3 separate regions of the Homo sapiens genome follow, and all the other regions are linked to region 1. A link is a loop called in an ENCODE intact Hi-C map of the cell type or tissue named here. Cell type or tissue: chondrocyte. All regions are shown on one strand. Region 1 holds the start of TIMP3 (TIMP metallopeptidase inhibitor 3). Region 2 overlaps SYN3 (synapsin III). Region 3 overlaps SYN3 (synapsin III).

Evidence for each region. Hi-C counts contacts between places; a loop is a spot of excess contacts. Peaks named below come from ENCODE experiments on the same cell type or tissue, not always from the same donor. Only the 100,000 strongest peaks of a DNase experiment are listed, where the experiment ranks them.
Region 2: a loop joins it to region 1, with 2.3 times the contacts of the local background. A loop is called at or near these places in 10 of 110 quality-filtered maps.
Region 3: it touches region 1 in a loop (4-fold over the local background); 25 of 110 quality-filtered maps call a loop at or near these places.

Annotation. Positions count from the first base shown.
Region 1 is chr22:32,797,954-32,805,953 of GRCh38, forward strand. The region is part of intron 6 of SYN3 (synapsin III); the gene reads right to left. It overlaps TIMP3 (TIMP metallopeptidase inhibitor 3), which reads left to right and starts at 3,752. Exons shown (of 5, transcript NM_000362.5): 1 at 3,752-4,169. The coding sequence starts at 4,049. In chondrocyte, a CTCF peak has its summit at 3,229; DNase peaks (open chromatin) are centred at 3,713 and 4,148.
Region 2 is chr22:32,624,800-32,632,799 of GRCh38, forward strand. The region is part of intron 6 of SYN3 (synapsin III); the gene reads right to left. It overlaps LOC107985545 (a long non-coding RNA gene), which reads left to right. Exons shown (of 3, transcript XR_001755504.2): 2 at 1-1,116; 3 at 3,547-5,120. Among named protein-coding and RNA genes, the nearest start is that of SYN3-AS1, 54 kb to the left of the region's middle. In chondrocyte, a CTCF peak has its summit at 3,444; no DNase peak of the experiment used is centred here.
Region 3 is chr22:32,996,618-33,004,617 of GRCh38, forward strand. All of the region lies in intron 2 of SYN3 (synapsin III), which reads right to left. Among named protein-coding and RNA genes, the nearest start is that of SYN3, 58 kb to the right of the region's middle. In chondrocyte, CTCF peaks have their summits at 4,019, 4,264 (motif pointing left) and 4,477; a DNase peak (open chromatin) is centred at 327.

The DNA.
Region 1 (8,000 bases):
AGGTGCACAGCTATTCTGCAACATTGGGAACAAATCTCAGGTCTTTTGATTTTTTGTTTCCACTTTACTCTCTTTTCATTTCCCAGAAACAAAGTTTTCATGTGCTTTTTTTTATAGTGATATGTTTGGAATGCATTAGCTAGTAATTTAGGAAGGGAAAAAAATAAACACACAAGAGATAAACCTGTCAGGAGGACAAACCTGTATTGCTTCTGATTGGCTCAGAGGGTGATTATTATCATGGTAGAGAATTATTTAATCAGTGTAAGTAAAATTTCTCTGTGGGCTGGGCACTGTACAAAGACTCAAACGAATCTGTCTACAGATCTGAAAAGCAGATACGAGATCTGTGAATGGCTGGGGTTTCCAAGCCCACAGTACAAGCATGGGCCACACCTTACAGCTTGGAGGACTGAGCCCTGAAAATGGGCAAGTTCCTTCACTTCTCTGAACCTTATTTTTCCCACATTTAAAACAAGGATGAGTAGTTTCTGAGGTCCTTTTTACGACTTCTCTTCCTACAGACTCTAGCATCCTATAACTTGATACAAAGAGGGTGGATATGAACTCACCTTTCCTAGAAAAGTTCCAGGAAAGAGAATACCAGGTCATCCTAGTAGGTGTGTAGACAGGCCAGATAGATCTTGAAACTTACTCAGTTCTTCCCAGATGTATAACTCTATCATTGTTCTTAGCTGTCAAGAGAAAGCAGGAGAGCCTGCATCTTCATTCTTTTTTTTTTTTTTTTTTTTTTTGGAGACGGAGTCTCACTCCATCACCTAGGCTAGAGTGCAGTGGCATGATCTCAGCTCACTGCAAGCTCCGCCTCCCAGGTTCACGCCATTCTCCTGCCTCAGCCTCCCAAGTAACTGGGACTACAGGCGCCCACCACCACACCTGGCTAATTTTTTGTGTTGTTAGTACAGACGGGGTTTCACCATGTTAGCCAGGATGGTCTCGATCTCCTGACCTCGTGATCCGCCCACCTTGGCCTCTCAAAGTGCTGGGATTACAGGCGTGAGCCACCGCACCCAGCCTGCATCTTCATTCTTACTGTTAGCCTCAGGTTCACCCCACCTAGCTTATTAAGTGATGTTGAATAACCAATTCTTACATATTATTAGGCTCATGGACACCATGACATCCAGACTGATGGGTGCCTGCTGAAGGGGGTGACCCTAGCAGGAGGACTCCCCTACGCAAGGATTCATGGAGTTTGCTGTTTCTTTTCCTTAGGGTGAGAACCAAACTGCCTTCACACGGTGGGCAGAGGGGAACTGACTCAGGTTTGGAATAAGAGAGAACATCCCAACTGAAAAGCTCTTGGAATTCGCTGAACTTCAAGACACTGTGTGGACCAGCTTAGGATAGGGAGTGAGAAGAAATTAACCAAAAGGTAATTTCGTTACTTTTCAGCTGGAAAAAAGATCAGATTATACTTGTGCTTTCATAATTAAGTAGCTGCTGGAAAAAAACGCTTCAGATGCTTTCTATGAGAAAACTGCTGCTTGAAGTTCAGCAGAAGTTATCTACTTGATACTTATATTCCAGGCAAGGCCTTCCGTTGGAGAAAATATCGGCACTTTGGACAAAACTGAAATGTGAAAAGAAAGGGAAGAGAGGGCCTCTATCATGTAAGATGCTTATCCAAAGTGGATTTGGTCTGGAAAGTCTTCTAAAACCTTCCACATGACTGTGGAATAAGTCATGTGGGGCGCGGGGATAAGCGAATCTCTCAAATTCCACCACGTATGCCCTCATTCAACCTGGATCCTTAGAGTGGCCTCCAGGGCACTCTGCTCAGGACTCAGTCAGCTGTTGGCCACACCCATGCTCTCCAGTCTCCTGAGACCCTATTTGGTTCTGAGAGGGCTAAAAAGCAGTGTGGCTAAATATCCCAGGCCTCAAAGTATTCCTACTGTGGTTGGGGAAGCAATAGAATCATACCCCATAAAACAATGAAAACAGTGCTAGAAAAACATCGAGAGACAGAAACATCTCTACGAGTTAGGCCACAGTTAGAGTGAAGGCAGGGAAGGTTTTTAAAGCTGGGTGGAGGGGACAAGTCAAAAAGATGTGGAAACTGGTTTCCCTTTCCTATGGCTAAAGTGCTCAAAGGGGAAAAAGGAGTTTCAAAAATGTTCTTGGAAATACCATCTCTCACGAATTCTTCGGCCTCTGCTGTCCCAATGTCACTTGTCTGAGATGTAAACAGAGGAGTTCTGAGAAAGAAGCTGAACTTGCATTTCTCCCTGTTTCTATTTGTTCCAAACTTGTGGCATTTCTAACAGGATGAAGCGGAAGAGAAAGGGAAAGAGACAAAAGTGTAGAAAGATGGAAGATCCCAGCTGCAAATGGCCATTTGCAGTTAGATGGAACAGCTGCTGACGTTCAGGGAAATGCATGTCTCTCTTCAGATGGGAAGGAGCAGTGGAAAGGGGTGACGAGTTCCTGGCTGGCCACCAATCATCCCATCTTTCTGTGCCGGTTCCTCATCTGGAAAGTGGGAGTGATACTTGTGCTTGCTTTTCCTACCCACAAAGATTATTGTGAGAGCTATAATACGGTGAGATACAGAATCCTGCTTTTAAAAATACAAAGCAGAATCAAGATGTCAATAATAAGGATAGTAATTGTGTTAGTTATCTGCAATCATCTATTATAGCTAGTCGTCTAGGATCCTGGATCGTTCTCCTGGTTTTACTACAGTTTTGGATCAGCTCACCCCCAAATCCCTTGCTGAAGGGTGGAGCTCTGTCAGCCATGGGCAGGGAACCACTTCCTCTTGCCTTTCTACTTTCTGTCTTTCAAACATGCCCAGGGTCTTTGCACTTGCTGTTCCCCCTGCCTGGTACCTCTCTCCTGTGGCTTGCCCCAGAGCTGATCCTTGTCTTTGTCCACTTCTCAGCGAGGATGGCACTTCAGGGAGCCCTTCCCTTACTATCGCAGAGAGAGCAGGCCCTCCCCAGTCATGTCCAACCCAGAACTCTGTTTTGTTTTCTTCATAGCCCTAGCATCACAGAAAATCACCCTGTGCATTCATGGATGTCCACGGGGGCAAGGGCTTTGTGTTGCTTAACCCAGCATCCTGAACCGTGTTTGTTGAATGAATACAGAACCCCGTTTGCTCTGGGAGAGCACAGAAAACAGTCTTCTATCATATATCATAGCCAGCTGCAAACAGCAGATGGCTTCCCATATCCCAGAGAGTAAGAACCAGAGAGAGAGAGAAAGAGAGAGAGTTTGGGTCTTTCTCCTCTGTGCCTGCTCTCTCCAGAGAAACTGGAGGGGTAGCAGTTAGCATTCCCCCGCTGGTTCCACCAAGCACAGTCAAGGTCTCTAGGACATGGCCACCCCTCACCTGTGGAAGCGGTCCTGCTGGGGTGGGTGGGTGTTAGTTGGTTCTGGTTTGGGTCAGAGACACCCAGTGGCCCAGGTGGGCGTGGGGCCAGGGCGCAGACGAGAAGGGGCACGAGGGCTCCGCTCCGAGGACCCAGCGGCAAGCACCGGTCCCGGGCGCGCCCCAGCCCACCCACTCGCGTGCCCACGGCGGCATTATTCCCTATAAGGATCTGAACGATCCGGGGGCGGCCCCGCCCCGTTACCCCTTGCCCCCGGCCCCGCCCCCTTTTTGGAGGGCCGATGAGGTAATGCGGCTCTGCCATTGGTCTGAGGGGGCGGGCCCCAACAGCCCGAGGCGGGGTCCCCGGGGGCCCAGCGCTATATCACTCGGCCGCCCAGGCAGCGGCGCAGAGCGGGCAGCAGGCAGGCGGCGGGCGCTCAGACGGCTTCTCCTCCTCCTCTTGCTCCTCCAGCTCCTGCTCCTTCGCCGGGAGGCCGCCCGCCGAGTCCTGCGCCAGCGCCGAGGCAGCCTCGCTGCGCCCCATCCCGTCCCGCCGGGCACTCGGAGGGCAGCGCGCCGGAGGCCAAGGTTGCCCCGCACGGCCCGGCGGGCGAGCGAGCTCGGGCTGCAGCAGCCCCGCCGGCGGCGCGCACGGCAACTTTGGAGAGGCGAGCAGCAGCCCCGGCAGCGGCGGCAGCAGCGGCAATGACCCCTTGGCTCGGGCTCATCGTGCTCCTGGGCAGCTGGAGCCTGGGGGACTGGGGCGCCGAGGCGTGCACATGCTCGCCCAGCCACCCCCAGGACGCCTTCTGCAACTCCGACATCGGTAAGCGCTCCTGGTGCCCCGCCCGAGCCCCACGCTGCAGCCAGGACTGCAGCGCTGCTTAGGGAGGCAGGGCGAGCCCCACTCCTTTCCTCTGCCCCAGGAGAGGGGCAGACGGGGTTGGGGCGGAGTGGAGAAACTCGATGTCCTTGGGCGGGGGCGCTGGCATAGCTGAGAGGGGAAGATGCCCTGCAGAGGAAACTCACAGTGGCTGAGGGAGCCCCTGGCCGCCTTTGCTTTCCTAACTTAGGTCGTGAGGTTCCTACCGGTCCTTTTGACATCTGGAAAATGTCCCCATTCACTACTAACGGAGGAAGGGCTAGAAGAGAAGGGTGGGGAAAGGGTTCCCAAAACTTGGAATGCTAACTAAAGTGCTGGGAAATTGAATAGTTAAAAAAAAAAAAAAAAGTTGCCCGCCATGTGCACGGAAAGTTGCAGGAGAAACTTGGAGTACTCCGAGTCTGCATCATCTCCTGCGCCTATGAAATTCATTCTTTTCACTGAGACCCAACCCAGCTGCAGGCTTCCCAGGCAAGCGCTAACCGAGCTTCTGGGACTGCCAAGTTTGGGTGGATTTAAGGGGGAAAATGAGGAGAAAGCTGTGGCATTGACCCACGCCCTGGAGGCACTGTGTTTGAGAGTGTTGATAGCCAGCAGAAGGTGCGAGGGGTCACTCACCACATAGCTGTGAAAATTCACAGGAAGGCTATTTTTTTCCCCCTTGAATGTGTGTGGGGAGGGGGAGAATGGGTAGTGGAAAACAGATTTGTCACCAAAAGAACAAACCTGCCAAGGGTCACATCACGGTGACAGTTCCAGACTGGACTTAGTGTCTTGAGTAGAGAGACCCTGTAAAGAGACCTCCTACTCCTTAGTGTGTATGGAGGGCCCCGAGAGCATCCTGGGAGGCTTGTCTGGGAGTGTTTGGGACACTTGTGTTTGGATGGCTAAAGGTGGAGTGGCATCTGGGAAACATCTCTCTCCTCCTTTCCAGCCCATAAAGCGTGCAAGTCCAGTGGCTCTGCTGGGAGAGTGTGTGTGTGTGCACTGGGCTGGGCTGGGCGGTGGGGTGGGACAGCCTTGCCGCCCTCTGCCTGTGTCGATTCAGAGGTGAAGAATGGAGCGTGTGTGTTTTAAGTACAGTCATAAAGGAGAAGGAAATTTTCCACTGAGTCTTGGGTGAGGGACTCTACCAGCGTGTTGTGGTGAGGAGGGGGAGGAGGTAGGAGCTTGGCAGGGGAGGCAGTGAGGGCCGGGAGGGGCACTGCTGGTGGGCTGGGCTGAGCCTAGAGGTCAGAGTGGGGGTGTGGTGACCAGAATGTCAGTGCAGTTGGCAGCTGAGGGTGTTTGTGTGACCTGAGGTCACCCTTGTAAGAGGCTCCCTGGGGCCTGCATGGTACATCCTCCCCTCTCCTGGGGGAACCCAGCTGGCCCAGGATTTGTGGATTGCTTAGAAAGATCCTTTTGGGCAGCCTGAAGACTGGGGAGGGTTTTCCTCCCTCCTCCACCTCCACCCACATTCCACTTACCCTTTCCCTCCTCATCCCAGTTGGTAACATTCCCACCTGATTAGTGTGGGGAGTTGCTGCTGCAGCTGAGTTCTGGTTTTGCCCAGCAGGATCACACACGTGCGGCCAGGAGGCTGGCAGGTGGAATCAGGGTGTGCAGGGGTGCAGCCCAAGTCCTTTTCTGCTGGAAAATGGGCTGGGTGACTTCACTTGCGTTTTTTTGGTATGTAGTGGGAGTAGGTCCCCATTCTTCCCCCTTGCCCTTTGCTTTGGGGTTTCTACCCTAAAAATTGACCACGGAAAAGTGAAAACAAGCATGAGTAGATCCTGCTTCCAATGGGGGCCTTCCCGTCTGCTTACTGCTTAGGTTTCCTGCGGTGGGTCTGAGCAATGCAGAAAGTTTCTTACAATTTCTCTGGATTGAAACAAGAAATAGCTCCCTCGCTCCTCTTCATAAATTTCTCAGAGAAAATCTAAGTTACCAGGAAGTAGCCAAAGACCAGGAGATTGTGGAATCAAAAAGAAAAAAAGAAACAAAAAATCTTCGATGCTCTGGCACGGATCCCAAATTGTTCTGCCTGGGTTTGGTGAGCTGCACTAGTGGCAGGGATGAGCTAATGCTTTTAAAATGGGAGGTGTGGGTGTGAGCTGCTTGCCTGCCGACCTCCCTCGCCTTGCACAGCACCCTGCTGGCGTCCAGTACTTGGCTCCCAAGTTTCATTGCTCAGAGCCTTTCTGGTTTCCAGTCTGGGTTGAAACTGTCTATTCTCGCCCTCAAACAAATATGAAGGAGCTCCCCATTCCTTGGGACCCACACAACCCCACCAGTCAACTTTGTAGCCCCCTAAAGGTGTTCACATCAGCCCATCAACTTCCTGTTTTAAAACCATCATGGTGGTTTTCTCTTCATGGCTTGGTGCCATGTTGGCCTAGCAAAAGGCACAGGAGGCCTGGCCTGGTCCTCTCCGGGGGGCTGCCCGATGGCCTTTCCTCCTGTCTCTGCTCATCCACAGGTGTCTCTTTTTGTCTTTTTTCCCCAAAGTCCTAGGGCCTGGCATGGCATTCTGGGGGAGGAGGAGTTAAAAGGTGTTTCTATGGCAACTCCAGGCCCTGCACCCTATGGAAGTGTTTAGGAGAAGAATAAACTACATGCCGGCTTATAAGACACACTGTGGGGGAAAGAAAGGGACTTGGCAGCAGGCAGGATGTCTGTGGTCCCCCTCCCTGGCCAGTCATTGCCCCTGAAACTCCTGACAAAACCTTGACTCTAGAAGAGGAATGGGAGGGGGCTGGAGATGAAGAAGGCGGCCTCGGCCCGGGCAAATCTGCCCTGGCAGCTCTGTCCAGCTCAGGAAGGGGTGGGCTGTGCCAAGGGCTTTCTGAAAATGTGCGTGTGTGCGTGTGTGTGTGTGTGCGCGTGTGTGGCTTCTGCAAAGGTGGCTGGCAGGGCTGAGGGGGGTTGCAGCAGAGAAAGAGAATTTTGCTTCAGAATGCCAAGCCCTTCTCTCCTTCTCTCTTGCCGCCTTTGCATGGGAGGAATGGGGCTGTAGGATGAAGTGTGTTCGGGGCCTGCCTCTGAGCCTGTTGGGAATTTGAGCATGAGGCTCAGCTGGGGGGCCGGCTGCCAGCCCCAGAGGATGGCCCCTGGATAGCTCCAAATTGTTCTGACAGGGGCCAGTGCCAGCAGATTCTTTCAGTATCAGATCTGAGGTTGTCGTTTTAGCAAAGAAGCCATTTTCAAAGAAACCAGATCCATCCCCTCTCCCTCTTACACACAATTACACCTCAACACTGGGCTTTGCAACTTAAGGAAAATAGAAAGAATCAGACTTTGGAGAGGCGCCAGCACTTGGTAGGGCAAGTCTGGGGGACCCAGGCTGTGGATGTCTTGGAACCATGGAAGGAGGAGAGCTGCTATCCAGCTGGAGGAGGGAAGAGACATGTCTTAGGCCCCTCCTGGTTGCACGCACTTCCCAAATGCCATCTCTTTCACCCCCTCCCCCGACCCCCCACAGCAACCTTAAGAGTAGGTATTGCACCCATTTTTCAGATGGAAAACACTGAGGCTGAAGAGACTGTGCTTGTCCAAGGCCACCCAGTTGCTAAATGATAAAGCTAAAACGTATTATCAGTTATACCATGCTTCAAAAACCTTTCAACTTTCATTGACACATGACATTCTAAGGTGACCAGGAGATGGAATGGATGGTTAACATTTGAAGAATGCTTTTCTTCTACATCTGGGTTTTCTTTAAAAATATGAAGATAGCCAAAATGGCCAGAGGTTTTAATTAAACATCATCTTTAGGGAGGGAGAGCTTATTAT
Region 2 (8,000 bases), 170 kb before region 1:
CGGTTAGCATTTCCTTGCCAGAGGCTGAAAGGCATCTCAGGGGTATTCTAGTCCTGCCCGCTAATTGTACAAGGAGACTCTGCAGCTCAGAAAGAGGATGTCACTTGCTCAAGTCAAATAAGCTGGTGACTGACCTAAGCCTTCTGCCTACCCTCTAGGTCATGATTCTCAAGGCACACAAAGATCCTGGCTTCAGAGACCATGAAGACATTCTAAACCTTCTCCTATCACTTGCCCGCTGCCTTTCTATGCCCAGGGTTGGTTTATTGGCATACCCAGCACTTTCTCTAGTTGGGTGGATTTTAGAATTAGCTTCAGCAGGGAGCCCGTCACAGTCATGTCACTCCATAACCTGGCATGCACCTAGGTAGGAACCTCAGTCTGGCAGCCCACAGGCTGAATGTGGACGGATTTCACTGGGACCACCCAGTGTTGTTGATTTTTCTTTCTAATGGAATAGATTGCCCACACTTAGAAAGTGAGGGATTTCATACAAAACTGTGGATATGGGGCTTTTTGGAACAATGGTTAGATCCAGCCATCCATGTGCCACGTTTCTGCAGGCAAGACCAGCTCCCTATAAATGGGACAGATGCTCTAGTTTGTCACCAACCACCCCTTTCTCCCAGCTGGCTTTGGTCCTTTGCTGGCCTGAAGGCACCCAAGTTTGCCATCCCCAGCCCAGAGTTATCTCAGTACATGACACGGCCTTGCTTTTTGTTTCTTGGAAAAGTTGTGGTCCAGACGGAATAAATAGACCACTTTAGCATCCTTCTTCTTTCTTCACACATTCAGGCCATTTTGGATAAGGGAGATGTTTGGGGTCTCAGGCTTATCACAGGGACAGTCATTGGTTGACCACCTGGCTGTGACTTCCAAGACTCCTTCCTTCTGCTCTTCCCACCTCTTCCCCTGACAGTGCCATGATCTCCAACCAGGCTACCCAACTCCTGACATTCCATGGCTGAGCTTTGGACTGAGTTGTGCAGATGCTTACTGAGCACCTGCAATGTTGACGCCATGTGAGGATTCAAGCAAGAGCAAGACACATTTTTGGATGCTTAGTCTTAAGGATCTAAGTCTTCTTGTGCACAACAGATAAAGATATCGATAACCGTAAGTCAAGGCCAAATATTCTGCATCACAGGAAAGGTTTCAAATCAGACAGAGCTCACGTCTACTGGGTGGGGAAGGAGGAATCAGGAAAGGCTTAAGGAAGGAGGAATCAGGAAAAGCTTAAGGAAGGAGGAGGTGTTTGAGATGGACCTTGAAATGACCGTGAAAGGAAATGGTTGGGGGTAGAGGGAGGAAAGGGTGTTCCCAGTAGGCAGAGGGAATGGCTTGAGAAGAGGCTGGGCTTGGGAGGAGACTGTGCTGAGGGTGCCTCTTGTGCAACACAGCTTGGCCAGCACTCACAGGCAGGACACACCACACATCTTTCCTGCCACCCTCCTCTGCACCCAGGGACACACACGCATCTCTCTGGGCAGGGGCACACTCAGAAGCTGAGACTTCTGTACACCTCCCAAACCTGACAACAATGTGTGCTGAGATGTTAGGGATGATGTGGGACCTAAGGTGGCAAAGATGGGCTGCGGTCATTTCTGGGAGGGCTCTGATCGTCCTGGTAGAAAGTGGGGTTAGAGTAAGGCAGGGAACCTGTTCAAGTGTAGACAAAGAGAGAAGAGTTCATTAGGAATTTACAGCTTTGAGTAAACAAGGACCGAGAGTAGGTTTTTCAGAGGGGAGGAAGGAAGGCGGGAAAGGAATGAGCACTTGGGCAGAGCTGAGAAAGATGGGGACTCTGTTGACCTGCCCCAACCGGGGAATGGTGGAGCAGGGAGAAGTGTGGGAGCACAGACTCATGAACTTGCCACAAAAGAATCACAGAATTTCTGATGTGGAAGAGGCTTTGGTGCTACCCAGTTTAACCCCCTTATGTTATGGAGGACACTGGGTGCCCCGAGTGTGGAGGTGCGGGCACCAATCCTAGGGTGACAAAGCTGTCGTTTTATCTTCCACAGCGTCTATCATGTAGTAGGTATTTGGTGAATGTGTGTTGAAACGATGAAAATGTTGACTTCTACCTAGAACTGACCTCGTAAAATGGAAAATGAGGTCCCTGGACACCTGGTTGGTTGGCAATAATTTCCATGTAAAGGTGTTGTCTCCCTGCACCCCCAGCTTTGGAGGAAGCCCCCAGATGATGCTCTTATGCCCCCACACAGAGTCTCAGTTCCCATGGAGGGCCTGCCACTGGCTGGGGCGTCGAGGGGTAGCGAGCTGTGCGGTTCCTCCTTCCCTCCCACCCACCCTCCCGGGGTCGTTGTGTAAGTGGGGGGTGGCAGTGCGGCGGGCGGGTAACTTCCTGCAACAGCGGCAGGGCTGGGCATCCGAGCTGGCACGGTTCAAGTGCACCACAGCATTCTGAACATTTGGGAACACAGGAAGGGCTGCGTTTTTTAAGCTCCCTTTGTTTTCAAGGAGGGGCCAGAGTCCATGGGGAGGAAAGAAACAAAACCAGGAAAACAGATGACTTGCTTTGCAAAGATAGTGTGTACGTATGCTGCAGCTTCTGTGAGCCCTAATGCTCTGCTGTCCCTCTACACTTATGCACACCTACACACCCTGACGCACACTCACGGCAGGTCACACCACACATCTGTACTTCCATCTTTCTCTGGCACCCAGGGATGCAGACACACATCTACCTGGGCAGGGACACACCCAGAAGCTGAGACTTTGATACACAGAGACACCTCCCAAACCTAACCACAGAGGGACATCCACACACATGGATGGGCAAGTGCAATCATACACACATGTAGGAGTATGAAGCTTTCATGCATAGACATCCAGACACCCAGACACACACAGAGACATGCTCGGAAACTCCAAGACCCCCATACTTATAGAAAGATCCAGACTGAACACACACACACACATATGCAGGCTTGTGTACACACCCATCCCTCCTTGAAGAAGCTCCACCTGTACAAACACAGAGGAGCATTTTTTTTGTTTGTTTTTGTTTTTGTTTTTGTTTTGAGACAGAGTCTCACTCTGTCGCCCAGGCTGGAGTGCAGTGGCACCATCTCGGCTCACTGCAAGCTCCGCCTCCCGGGTTCAAGTGATTCTCCGGCCTCAGCCTCCCGAGTAGCTGGGACTACAGGCACATGCCACCACGCCCAGCTAATTTTTTGTATTTTTAGTAGAGACGGGGTTTCACCGTGTTAGCTAGGATGGTCTCGATCTCCTGACCTCGTGATCCGCCCGCCAAATCCCAAAGTGTGGGGATTACAGGTGTGAGCCACCGCACCCGGCCAGAGGAATGTTTTTACCAGGGGTCCAGGGAGCCTGCACACCCTCAGCCCTGCTCTCGGCTACCAGAAGAGTGTGGGCAGGCAAGATACAGTTCCAAAAGGCTCCACAGAGAGGGGCCAATGAGTCCTTTTGCTTTTCCCCTTGCTCTTGATGTTAGTGTTTCTAGAAGCTTCCATGTAGTGCCCTCATTTAATTTACAAGTTTGAATTCTTCTTTCACAAGGTATATTGAAGACCATTACTGGAAGTGAGGGGAGATGAGGAGGAAGAGGCCCTGGAAGGACATCTGGGACTGGTGGGAACAGCAGCTGGATTACCTGCTCCTGCCTGGGGATTTCTCTACATTCCCAAGCTGGTGCTGACAAAGTGCAGCCCCAAAGAGGCTGGGCCAGAGAGATTGGAAGAAGAGCTCTCAGGGGACTCCCACAATTCCTCTGACAATAAAATGAGACAGAGAGGTTAAAAGTCATTTAAATTTGGCCGGGCGTGGTGGCTCATGCCTATAATCCCAGCTACTCCGGAGGCTGAGGCAGGAGAACTGCTTGAACCTAGGAGGCAGAGGTTGCAGTGAGCTGAGATCATGCCATCGCACTCCAGCCTGGGGCACAAGAGCGAGACTTCGTCTAAAAAAAAAAAAAACCTCACTCAAATCTTTAGTTACAAGCTGGAAGATGCCGGGCTGTTCCCCCTGTAAGCTGTGCTGGCCGCTGGTCATGCTTCCTGTGGTGTGCTTTCAATTTCCCTCGTTGTAACTGAAAAGTGGGGGCCTTTTCTCTGAAGGAAGAGGCTGTGGTCTCCCAGGTGCCCTGTTGGGCTCTTTAGGGAGGGACTTAGACCCAGGAGGGCTCCTAGACCTGGGCAGGTAGAATTGCTCCGCCTGATAGAAAGAGAACCTGGAGCTCTCCAGGCAAGCTGGGCAGGTTTATGAGCTCGGAGCCTGAGAGGTGAAAGGTGAAGCTCCTCCCCTTCTGCTCTGACCCTGTCGTGTGTGCTCCCCAAATATTTGGTGAAATCCATCCCACTCAGAAATCGCTTTGGATTTGAGCGTGGGATCTGGGTCAGTGATAGCAACAGAGCAGCCCTCGAGGTAGGAACAGAGGCTTCCCCATCCTCTAGGAATTTGCATAAATATACTAGGAGATTGTGAAATGAATGAAAGTCCAAGAAAATCACATCTAGATCTGTGAGGCAAGGAGAGAGGCCCAGATGCCATCTGGGTAACATATGGGAAAGTGTTTGCAAACTTTAACCACTACGTAATGCAAAGAATCATTTGCTATCCTTGTTATATACAAAAATCTTCATCAAAATGTTTGCATTGAGCAGTTGAACCTAATGATGAAAGAGGCTTGCAAGAGCAGGCTGGCCGGGTCAGCCCTGGGACAGCCAGCCCAGGCTTTCTCAGGCAGGCGGCACGGTGTGGACGAGAGGTTGGTGGGCAGGGATTGGCTTCCTGGGTCCAAACACCTCCTTTTTCTCTTACTATCTTTCTTGTCTTTCACAGGTTTATTTAAACGCTTTATAAACTTTTTTCTTTGTATTTTGCCAGAGCCATCCCCTGGGAGCCTCTTTGCAATCTTCCTTCTCGTCCAGCTCCCAGTATAAGTCACCTCCTTCAAAGCTCTTTGAATCCTGATGGTGCCCTTGACTGGGAGAGGCCACATAGTGGGGTGGTTAAGAGCATGTACCCTGGAGGGGAACAGAGCTGGATGATCAGGGCCAGGACTAGGGTAAGGAGGGTGAGACCTGAAAATTAAATAAAAATGAAAATGAAATGAGATGAAAATTAAATAAAAATCTGAGAAGGTGCCTGCAAACTCATAAATCAAAATAAATATTTTAATGTTATTTTATATAGGTATGTATTTTTTTTTTTTTTTGAGACGGAGTCTCGCTCTGTTGCCAGGCTAGAGTACGGTGGCGCGATCTCGGCTCACTGCAACCTCGGCCTCCTGGGTTCAAGCAATTCTCCTGCCTCAGCCTCCCAAGTAGCTGGGACTACCGGCGCCCACCACCATGCCCAGCTAATTTTTGTATTTTTAGTAGAGACGGGGTTTCACCATGTTGGCCAAGATGATCTCCATCTCTTGACCTCATGATCTGCCCCCCTCGGCCTCCCAGAGTGCTGGGATTACAGGCCTAAGCCACCACACCCGGCCGTATGTATGTATTTTTAGAGATGGGGTCTTGCCATGTTACCCAGGTTGGGTTAAAGTGATCCTCCTGCCTCAGCCTTCCAAATAGCTGAGGCTACACGTATGTCCCACTGTTCCTGGCCTTATTATTGTGATATTTAAGTAAATGAATATCAATGTAAATAAATTCATGATGAGCAAAATACTAATATTTTAATGAAGATAGGATCCAACCCTACATTTGCATAACCCTGTCTCACTTGCCTGCCCTGATCTGGTCCTTTCTGAATTTGTATCTCGGCTCTGCCTCTTATTAGCTGGGGCACACTTTTAAAAAACTGATGTGCACGTTACAAACAGTAAAATGAATACTTTTAAAGAGTACAGATCAATAAATGTTTATATACGTGCACAGCTATGTGACCAACACTTAATCAAGACATAGGCCATTTCCATCTCTGCGGCAAGTTTCCCCTTAGGACTTCCTCTTGCTTAAAATGCTTCAGTGGGTGTTCACTGCTGTCAAGATAAACATCAAATCCTTTTGTCCTGGCCCCTTCACAGGCTACAGGTGTGTTCCCTACTGTTCTATGAGAAGCCAAATACAGGTGTTTGACCTGAAAACACCAGTATATCTAGCACATCCCACTGCTGAGCCTCTCAAAGCTGACCTTGGCTCTGAATTTAACAGCAACTCGGATTCCAACCCTAATGCTAACCTCAGCCAGAGGGATGTTTAAAAATACCTGCAGAGGGCCGGGTGTGGTGGCTCACGCCTGTAATCCCAGCAATTTGGGAGGCCGAGGCGGGCGGATCACCTGAGGTCAGGAGTTCCGAGACCAGCTTGGACAACATGGAGAAACCCTGTCTCTACTAAAAATACAAAAATTAACTGGGCGTGGTGGCATGCGCCTGTAATCCCAGCTACTCGGGAGGCTGAGGCAGAAGAATTGCTTGAACCTGGGAGGCAGAGGTTGCAGTGAGCCAAGATCATGCCACTGCACTCCAGCCTGGGTGACAAGAGCGAAACTCCATCTCAAAACGAAACAAGCAAAAAAAAAAAAAAAACCCAGAAAAACCTGCAGAGGCCAGATGATGTTTGAGATGTTGGGTTTTTGTGCGTATTTTCAAACGCTTGTCTCTTTAGGCTCTTAAATCATTGAGCACATCCTCTGTATGGCTCTGCTTAAGGCTGAAGTCTGCAAATCCTAAAGTTCCTTCAGGGACAAGAAGGAAAGAAAAATAAATTCACCTGGAGTCAAGTAATTTCACAGATCTTTAAAGCAGGAAGGACCTTAGGAAACCACCTGATACAACTCTGGGCTTTTGAAAATGAGCAACCTTAGAATTGCTGTGTCTTTCCTAAGGTTGCAGTAGTATAATAATTACACCTTTTATTGAGAAACTACTATGTGCCAGGCATCAAAGTGCTTTACATTCAATATCTCATTTAATCCTCCCACCATCCTATGAGGTAGGTACTGTTAAGATTTTCCGCTTTACAGATGAAGACATTGAGGTCCAGAGAGGGTGAGTAACTTGCCCAAAGTAATACAGCAACAAGCGGTGATGTATTATTTGAACCCAGCATGATCAGACTCCAGCACCTCCACTCTAAAGCCTGCATTGCCCAAGCCAGAGCCCTTTTATGTCACCAAAGGCAGGGAACAAATAGTCTATGAGGTGAGGAATTTGCCTTTGGCTCTTAGATTGACTTCCTATAAAAACAAGACAGAGAGTGAAGAGCCAGGATCTGTGGGTTTACTAGGCGCCGGAGGGATGCTGAAGGGGAAGATAGTGGCTGCCCTAGACAGATAAAGGTCTTGTGGCAATTCCTGGACTGGGGGCCTCATTGCTCAATGCAGGGGTATTGGCAGTATGTGAGTGGGCCTGCGCCCATATCACCAGGCAGGGTGTGGAGCCCTGGGTGTTCCAGCATACACTGCCAGGAGGGGTTGGTGAATCTCCCAGGACATTGCAGGCAGCAGCTTAATGTTAGGAAAAGAGACTTGAACTGGCAACCTGGACCTGGGCTTCTGCTGTCCACTGGGCAGTGTGCTATGGCGGTGAGAGCTCTTGCCTGGGCGTTTAGAATCCCAGCTCTGATATTTACTTGTATGGGATCTTGGGCAAATTACTTCCTCTTCAGGGTCTCAGTGGCTGATCCACAAACAAGACATGTTTGTGAGTGGTGCAGTGTTTGATAAATCCTAAACTAATGGGAAGTAGCCCTTGACCTTGGCCGAGACACCTTCCCTTTGGGGCCTTCGATCTTTCATCTGTGAACTAATGGGAGATGGGCCAGAGAATCTCCAAAGTTCCTTCCTGCCCTAAGGTTTGATGACTGAGAATCTGCAGCTTGGTGCTTAAAGGTTTGGGGCAGGAAGCTAGGGGCAGAGCAAAGGCCCTGTAGGCATTCAACAGCTGTTTGGCAATCATCCTCCTTAGCCTTTCCCTTCCTATTTACTTCTCAGCCTGGCTCAAGGTTTGATTGTATTACTGGTAGAAGAATTAACCCCAAACCCAGGGAAATCGCCACTTC
Region 3 (8,000 bases), 200 kb after region 1:
GTGTTAGGAAATCACATCTTTAATATCTAAACATACGGGAAAGAATAGAAAAGATCTTGCCTGAGATCCCTTGGTGCTTTAAAAAGAGGAAAATATTCTCTGCACATCCAAGGACAATTTCTGTAGAAGGTCCAATTTGCAAACCTGAACTCGTAAGTATGTGTATGGCTAAAGGAATTCCCTTTTCCCTGGGCACCCTTTAAGCTCTGGCTGCCCGGAGGGCTCCAGCAGGGCGGGGCTGCCTGGCTCGAGGTGGGGCGCCTTCTTCTGAGGGTGAGGTCACCGGAATCCTGTGCTTGGCTGTGCACTGTAACATGGAGTGCTGCCACCCGTTGCCTCACACTGCTCTCAGACGCTGGGTGTGTGCCGGGGTGTGAGGCCCCAGGGTCCTGCTCCCCGAGGTCAACACCCTCAGGAGCAGTAGAGGAGGGGCTGAGCTTCAGGTGGGAGAGGTTGGGGAGTGGCATAAGAACTGCGGTGCCCAGGCTAGCCCTTTGGATGGGCCTGAGCCAGGTCCCAGATGTCAGTAGCATTTGCTTTGATTTTGGACTCAGAGCCTCAGTCTTCCCTATGTATACAATGAGAATAGTACTGGTGCCCCATACAGTTATTGGGAGAGCTAAATTAGAGAATCTATGAAAGCCATTGAACCCCTGGTCAGGGGACGTGCACAGATGCTTGCCAAAAGATGATGATGCAGACACGACCCCATCCTCAAAGAGCTCTGTCATTCATGTGCTTGTTCAGTCATTTGACCAACACTCTTCAGCATCTATCTCGTGCCACACACTGAAGCAGTAGCAGTGGTCAGCAGGAGGGTGGCACCATCAGAAATTCCTTTTACGACATGAGTCCAGTTCAAGTCCCAGCCCAGCCCCACTTCTGTCTCCTTGAGCAGGTGCATGGTTTCTCCACGCTCTGCCCCCCTCACCTTTAAATGAGCTGACAGTCAACTCCTGCTCCTCGGCAAATGCTTAACAACCAGTTCTCTGGATGGGGGAACAAAAAGCCCTGCTTTCTAGCATTTGCCAGTTTCCACAGTGTAAATGCTCCCACAACAGCCAATGTGATTTTCAGCTGGATTGAGTCAAGGTGAGAGGGAAAAAGAGAATTTTAAGAATGCCACCGGCCGGGCGCGGTGGCTCACGTCTGTAACCCCAGCACGTTGGGAGGCCGAGGCGGGCAGATCACGAGGTCAGGAGATCGAGACCATCCTGGCTAACACGGTGAAACCCCCGTCTCTACTAAAAAATACAAAAATTAGCTGGGCATGGTGGTGGGCGCCTGTAGTCCCAGCTACTCAGGAGGCTGAGGCAGGAGAAGGGCGTGAACCCGGGAGACGGAGCTTGCAGTGAGCTGAGATTGAACCACTGCACTCCAGCCTGGGTGACAGAGCGAGACTCCATCTCAAAAAAAAAAAAAAAAAGAATGCCACCAATGTCATTCCTCAGTTTGATTGTCACACCCCCAACCTTGTCATTGCCAATAACGCACCACCTCCCAAATTCCTCATTCAGTCAACAGGCATTTCCTACGTACCTATTATCTGCCCTGTTCTAGGCATGGGCAAATACAGACACCATGTAGAAGTGGGTGGGCAGATAGGTGATGATCATACAGCGTAATAACTCTTGGAAAATCTAGAAATGCACAAGGTGCTTACCAATGGGTGTCATTAATCCTTGTTTGGTAGGAAGGTGTAGTCTGATATTCTCTCCACCAGATGGATGGTAGCTGAGGAGGGTTTCAGAGGGTTTCAAACCAAGGACACCCTTTTAATTTCTTACCCAACAAATAAAAGAAAAAAGAAACCATTGGGAAGGGTGGGCAATAACAGCAAAGATAGCAATAGATCATTGCGGAAATGGAAGAGCAGATTTTCTGAGAAAAAGGCTACCAGCAGAGTAAGAGGACAGGAGAGCCAGGGCTCCAGAGGCCACCCAGGGAGGACCGCAGTGACCTGGGGAGGAACAGCTTCTATTCGCTGCTCCCCCAACAGCCCTCCTCCCCATTCTATCCAGGCTCCAGAGACCTTGTAGGATAAACTGAGGGCAGGGAGGTACACCAACTCCACCTGTCTTTTTTATTTTTTGGGTCATGTTAAAGGTTTTGATTTTGAAAATCAAACCTGGGATTCTGGTACATTCTATAGAAATAGTAAAAAAAAAAAAAAAAAAAAAAACAAAAGTCCCTCCATCCTCCTTTTTAAAAACAATTTCAAATAGCAGCCTTACAGTGACTCTGGCATCCTGGTAAGTAAAGAGCCAAGATTTTATACAGAAGTGAATAAAAATAGAAACTCCTCCACCGTGTGTTCTGTGTTCCTGAACCCTAAGGTGAGGTGAGCTTCAGACTCCACTATGCCCAGTACAAGTTATCCTGCTTGGACTAAGGTAGGGCAATGACATATGCTAACTGAACAGTTACTGTGTGTTGAGCTCCAGGGACATTAGGAAGAGTAAGAGACAGGCCTTGTTCTTGCAGAAGAGACGATTATAATACAGATACAGTGTGGTATGTGCGCCTGCATGATGCGCCAGCATGATGAAGTGTGTTTTAAGTTACACAAGGGAGGTCGATATTAACACTGCAGGGTGGGGTGTGTCAGGGAAGAATTCTCAGAAGAGGGGACACCTGAGCAGGATTTCAAACATGAATGGAAACTTGCCAGGTGTACAAGATAGGGAAGGGTATTCCAGGTAACAGGGAACAGAATGTACTAAGGCGGAAAGGTGTGTTTGAGAACTACAAGTGGCTTACTCTTCCTGCAGAATAAACAGGACAGGGCCAGTCACGGTGGCTCACGCCTATAATCCCAGCACTCCGGGAGGCCGAGGCAGGCAGATCACTTGAGGTCAGGAGTTCGAGATCAACCTGGCCAACAAGATGAAACCGTCTCTACTAAAAATACAAAAATTAGCTGGGCGTGGTGGCCTGTGCCTGCAATCCCAGACCCCCAGGAGGCTGGGGCATGAAAATCACTTAAACCTCGGAGGTGGAGGTTGCAGTGAGCTGAGATTGCGCCATTCCACTCCAGCCTAGGCAACACAATGAGACTCTGTCTCTAAAAAACAAAAACAAAACAAAACAAAAACAAACAATAAAAGCACAGGAAGCAGAGCTGGAGGCAGAACTAGAGGGAGGGCAGGGCAGGCATGCTTATGACTTTGAGGGCAACGATTCCCCCACCACAGGATTATATTAATAAAACGAGATGCATGGGGAGGGGGCAGGCAGGAGCAAAGTGAAACTGGTCAGATTTGTGTTTCAGAAAGATGACCCTTGGGTAGTCCCATGGAAGGTAACCAGAAGGTGAACTCAAGATGGGAGGTTTCAGACCAGTGAAGCTGCTGGAAAATTCTAGGCAAGATAAGCAGTGGAGTGGCAGTGGGGCTGAAGAGAACTGAGTTTGATATCAATTAATTATAATTCTCCTTTCCCTTGTGGTTCTCAAATCTACAGATGAGGCTGGGCACGGTGGCTCACACCTGTAATCTCAGCACTTTGGGAAGCCGAAGTGGGAGGATCGCTTCAGCCCAGGAGTTCAAGACAAGCCTAGGCAACACAGTGAAACCCCACCTCATTTAAAAACAAACAAACTGCTGATTGTCCCCCACCATCCCAGAGGAGAGCATCACCTTTAGTTCAGACCTATCCGGAGCCAGGCCTTACATCCTTGCCTAGCCAGGCTGGTCTCCTCAGGCACCCCCAACAGGAGAGAGTATCTTTAAATGCCTGGCCATGAGTTCTCCCAGCAAAGACGGCTTTGAGACCCTCTATTTCTCCTGAAGATGAAAGGTCTCTCTCCAGGTCACTGGCCAGGTTTTGGATCGTCCTCAAGGGACCCAGGCTGACTCAGAGTCTACAAGCTGGACACATCAGGCAGGGAAGAGTGGTATCCTGCAATTACCCCACCTGTCCACAACAAAACCTGATTCTACTGGAAGGCCCTGGACCAGGAATGGGAAGACAGAGAAACGTCTGTCTTCCTGAGAAGGGCTGAGAAGGGTAGAAAAGGGGGCAGCATCATCGTCCCCGTTGGGGTTGGGGTGGGTTCACTGTCTGTCCAGACTGCAGCTCCTCTCCCCTTCATTATCATCTGAAAGGGGAAAGAAGGGGGCCCTGTGAGCTGGCTTCTTCCCTTTAACCACTTCCTCCCCTGGGAGACAGCTCACACAGTGCAGGAGGGGCTGGGGAGGGGGCTGGCCCAGAGGCACCAGACTCTGCAGAACCACCCAGGCATTGTGGGGCTGCCCTGCCACCTGCTGGCCGCTCCTGGTGGCAGGGGACAGGCATTTTTCCGGGATTCTTCAGGACAGGACCGAGACTCTAAGGCAGTCAGCATCAATTTGGAGAAAGCCGGGAAAGTGTTGCGATTCAGAGAGGTTAGGAAGTTCGTGAAGAATCTAGGATGGAGTTCTGTGGGAGAAGCTGTATGTTGGTGGTAGGAAGTCTCTGTCACAAACATCTAATAATTGCAGGGCCAACTGCCAGATGAGTTAATGAGTCTTAGTTTCTTACTTCTCCCCTTTTTCACCCACTGAGGGGCAAGAACACCATAAACAAAGACTGTTGAGTCCCAATTAAAGTGTGGCCATAGGACGAATGATTGAAATATATTGGGAAAAACTCCTCTGGCCAAAGCTGTGTCCCTACCCTTGCACACAGCCTAAAATTCACACACTGGTCCTTCCTGTGGAATAGAGAGACTGAACATCAAATTCAAAATTTAAATGTTATGTCTGAGGCCACTCATTGCATTTCAACCTCATTCACTGTTCCCCTACCCTACTGTATACCACATGGACACTGGAGGGACAGATATTAATAAGACCCAACTTTATCACCCAGGACCTACAGGGAAGAGTGACCAACGGACCAATGGGTTAAATAAATAGCACAATGGGATAAATCCTAATCCAGACTGCCCTGTATATTTGGCATGAAGAAATTAAACAGGCATGCCTACAAGGGGCTACTGTTAAGATGATTAATGTTACACAGGAAGGATCACAATAGTCAGCAATAATAATATACACTTATGCAGTACTTACTGTCTACCAGGCACATCCCATGCACTGTTATACTAACTCAGATCTTAACCCTACTTACATACATTAACTCTATGACATAGGTACTATCATTATTCCCATTTAGGTGCAGTAATTTACAAAGGTCATTAGTCACTTCAGGGTAGAGATGGAATTTCAACCCAGATAGCCTAGCTCTGATGTCTGTATTCTTAACATTGCACCATACTGCCATTTATTAAGTTCAACCTCCATGCAAAGACGTAACTTCCCTGACAAACAGCTGAGCCAGGGATAACACAGCTAGCAGAGAACACTCAAAATCAAGGTCAAATGTTGGGATGAAGAGAGAGAGAAAACTTCAAGGGCCATGCAGGCATTTTGACTACCAGGCAGATGGGCATTGTTCAGGGCAGAGGGCCTAAAAGAAACACCCCGGCAGACATCAACCACTAAGCTCAGAGCCTAATAGTGATGCTTTACATAAACACATAAGCAGAGACAAACAAAGTTTCATGATAAATACCCTTAAGCAAGCAGCAACACCTAAGATGATTCACACTGGATCGGAAGACAGGTGATTCACATGACCAATCTGGTTAAGAAGAGGCAATTTCTGAGCAGGAAGCAGTAAAGTCAGACTGATGGTCTGAATCTGCTGAACATACTTTAATGTTGACTTTACATAGAGTATGCATTAAAAACTATAAATAGCACCAGGTGCGGTGGCTCACACCTGTAATCTCAGCATTTTGGGAGGCCGAGGTGGGCAGATCATGAGGTCAGGAGATCGAGACCCTCCTGGCTAACATGGTGAAACCCTGTCTACAGTAAAAATACAAAAAAATTACCCGGGCGTGGTGGCGCCTGCCTGTAGTCCCAGCTACTTGGGAGGCTGAGGCAAAAGAATCACTTGAACCTGGGAGGTGGAGGTTGCAGTAAGCTGAGATCGTGCCACTGCACTACAGCCTGGGCAAGAGAGCAAGACTCCATCTCAAAAAAACAAAACAAAACAAAAAAAACTATAAATAGCAAAGCATAGATTTAATCATTCCCAAACTAAGTTAATGTCTCAAGGAGTGAATGAGTGTATATACATGCACATTGGACTAACAGAGCATCTGGCACATTTAATGAATGGGATGCATTCATTTATTCAGTTAATACATAGTTACTTGGTGCCTACTGATACGGTTTGACTGTGTACTCACCCAAATCTTATCTTAAACTGTAGTTCCCATAATCTCTATGTGTTGTGGGAGGGATTCAGTGGGAAGTAATTGAACCATGGGGGCAGTTACCCCCATGCTGCTGCTCTTGTGGTAGCGAGTTCTCACAAGAGCTGATGGTTTTATAATGTGCTTCCCCCTTCACTTGGCACTCATTCATTCTCTCTCCTGCCACCCTGTGAAGAGGTGGCTTCTGCCATGATTGTAAGTTTCCTGAGGCCTCCCCAGCCATGTGGAACTGTGAGTCAATTAAACCCGTTTTCCTTTATAAATTACCCAGTCTCAGGTAGTTCTTTATAGCAGTGTGAGAATGGACTAATATAGTAAATTGGTACCCCAGAGAGTGGGATGCTTCTGTAAAGATACCCAAAAATGTGTAAGTGACTTTGGAACTGGATGACAGGCAGAAGTTGGAACAGTTTGGAGGGCTCAGAAGAAGACAGGAAAATATGGGAAAGTTTGGAACTTCCTAGAGGCTTGGAGGGCTCAGAAGACAAGAAGACGTGGGAAAGTTTGAAACTTCCCAGAGACTTGTTGAATGGTTTTGACCAAAATTCTGATGGTGATATGGATAATGAAGTCCAGGTTGAGGTGGTCTCAGATGGAGATGAAAAACTTTTTGGGAACTGGAGTAAAGGTCACTCTTGCTATGCAAAGAGACTGGCAGCATTTTGCCCCGGCCCTAGAGATCTGTGGAACTTTGAACTTGAGAGAGATGATTTAGGGTATCTGGCAGAAGAAATTTCTAAGCAGCAAAGCATTCAAGAGGAAGCAGAGCATAAAAGTTTGAAAAATTTGCAGCCTGACAATGTGATAGAAAAGAAAAATCCATTTGCTGGGGAGAAATTCAAGCCCACTGCAGAAATTTGCATAAGTAACAAGGAGCCGAATGTTTATTACCAAGACAATGGGGAAAATGTCTCTAGGGCATGTCAGAGACCTTGGGGGCAGCCCCTCCAATCACATGCCAGGAGGCCTAGGAGGGAAGAATGGTTTCATAGGCTGGGTCCAGGGCCCTCCCTCCTGTGTGCAGTATCAGGACTTGGTGCCTGTGTCGCAGCCACTTCAGCTGTGGCTAAAAGAGACCAAGGTACAGCTGAGGCTGTTGCTTCAGAGGGTGCAAGCCCCAAGCCTTGGCACCTTCCACATGGTGCTGGCCCTGCGGATGCACAGAAGTATTCAGGTTTGGGAACCTCTGCCTAGATTTCAGAGGATGTATGGAAACACTTGGGTGTCCAGGCAGAAGTTTGCTGCAGGGGTGGGGCCCTCATGGAGAACCTCTGCTAGGGCAGTGGGGATGGGAAATGTGGGGTTGGAGCCCCCACACAGAGTCCCCACTGTGGCACTGCCTAGTGGAGCTGTAAGAAGAGGGCTACTGTCTTCCAGACCCCAGAATGGTAGATCCACTGACACTTCACACTGTGAGCCTGGAAAAGACACAACGCCAGCCTGTGAAATCAGCTGGGAGGGGAAGCTGTACCCTGCAAAACTATAGGGATGGAGCTATCCAAGGTCATGGGAGCCCACCTCTTGCATCAGCATTACCTGGATGTGAGACATGGAGTCAAAGGAGATTATTTCAGAGCTTTAGGATTTAATTACTACCTCATTGGATCAGAGTTACCTGGATGTGAGACATGGAGTCAAAGGAGATTATTTCAGAGCTTTAAGATTTAATTACTGCCTCACTAGATTTCAGATTTGCATGGGGCCTGTAGCCCCTTTGATTTGGCCAATTTCT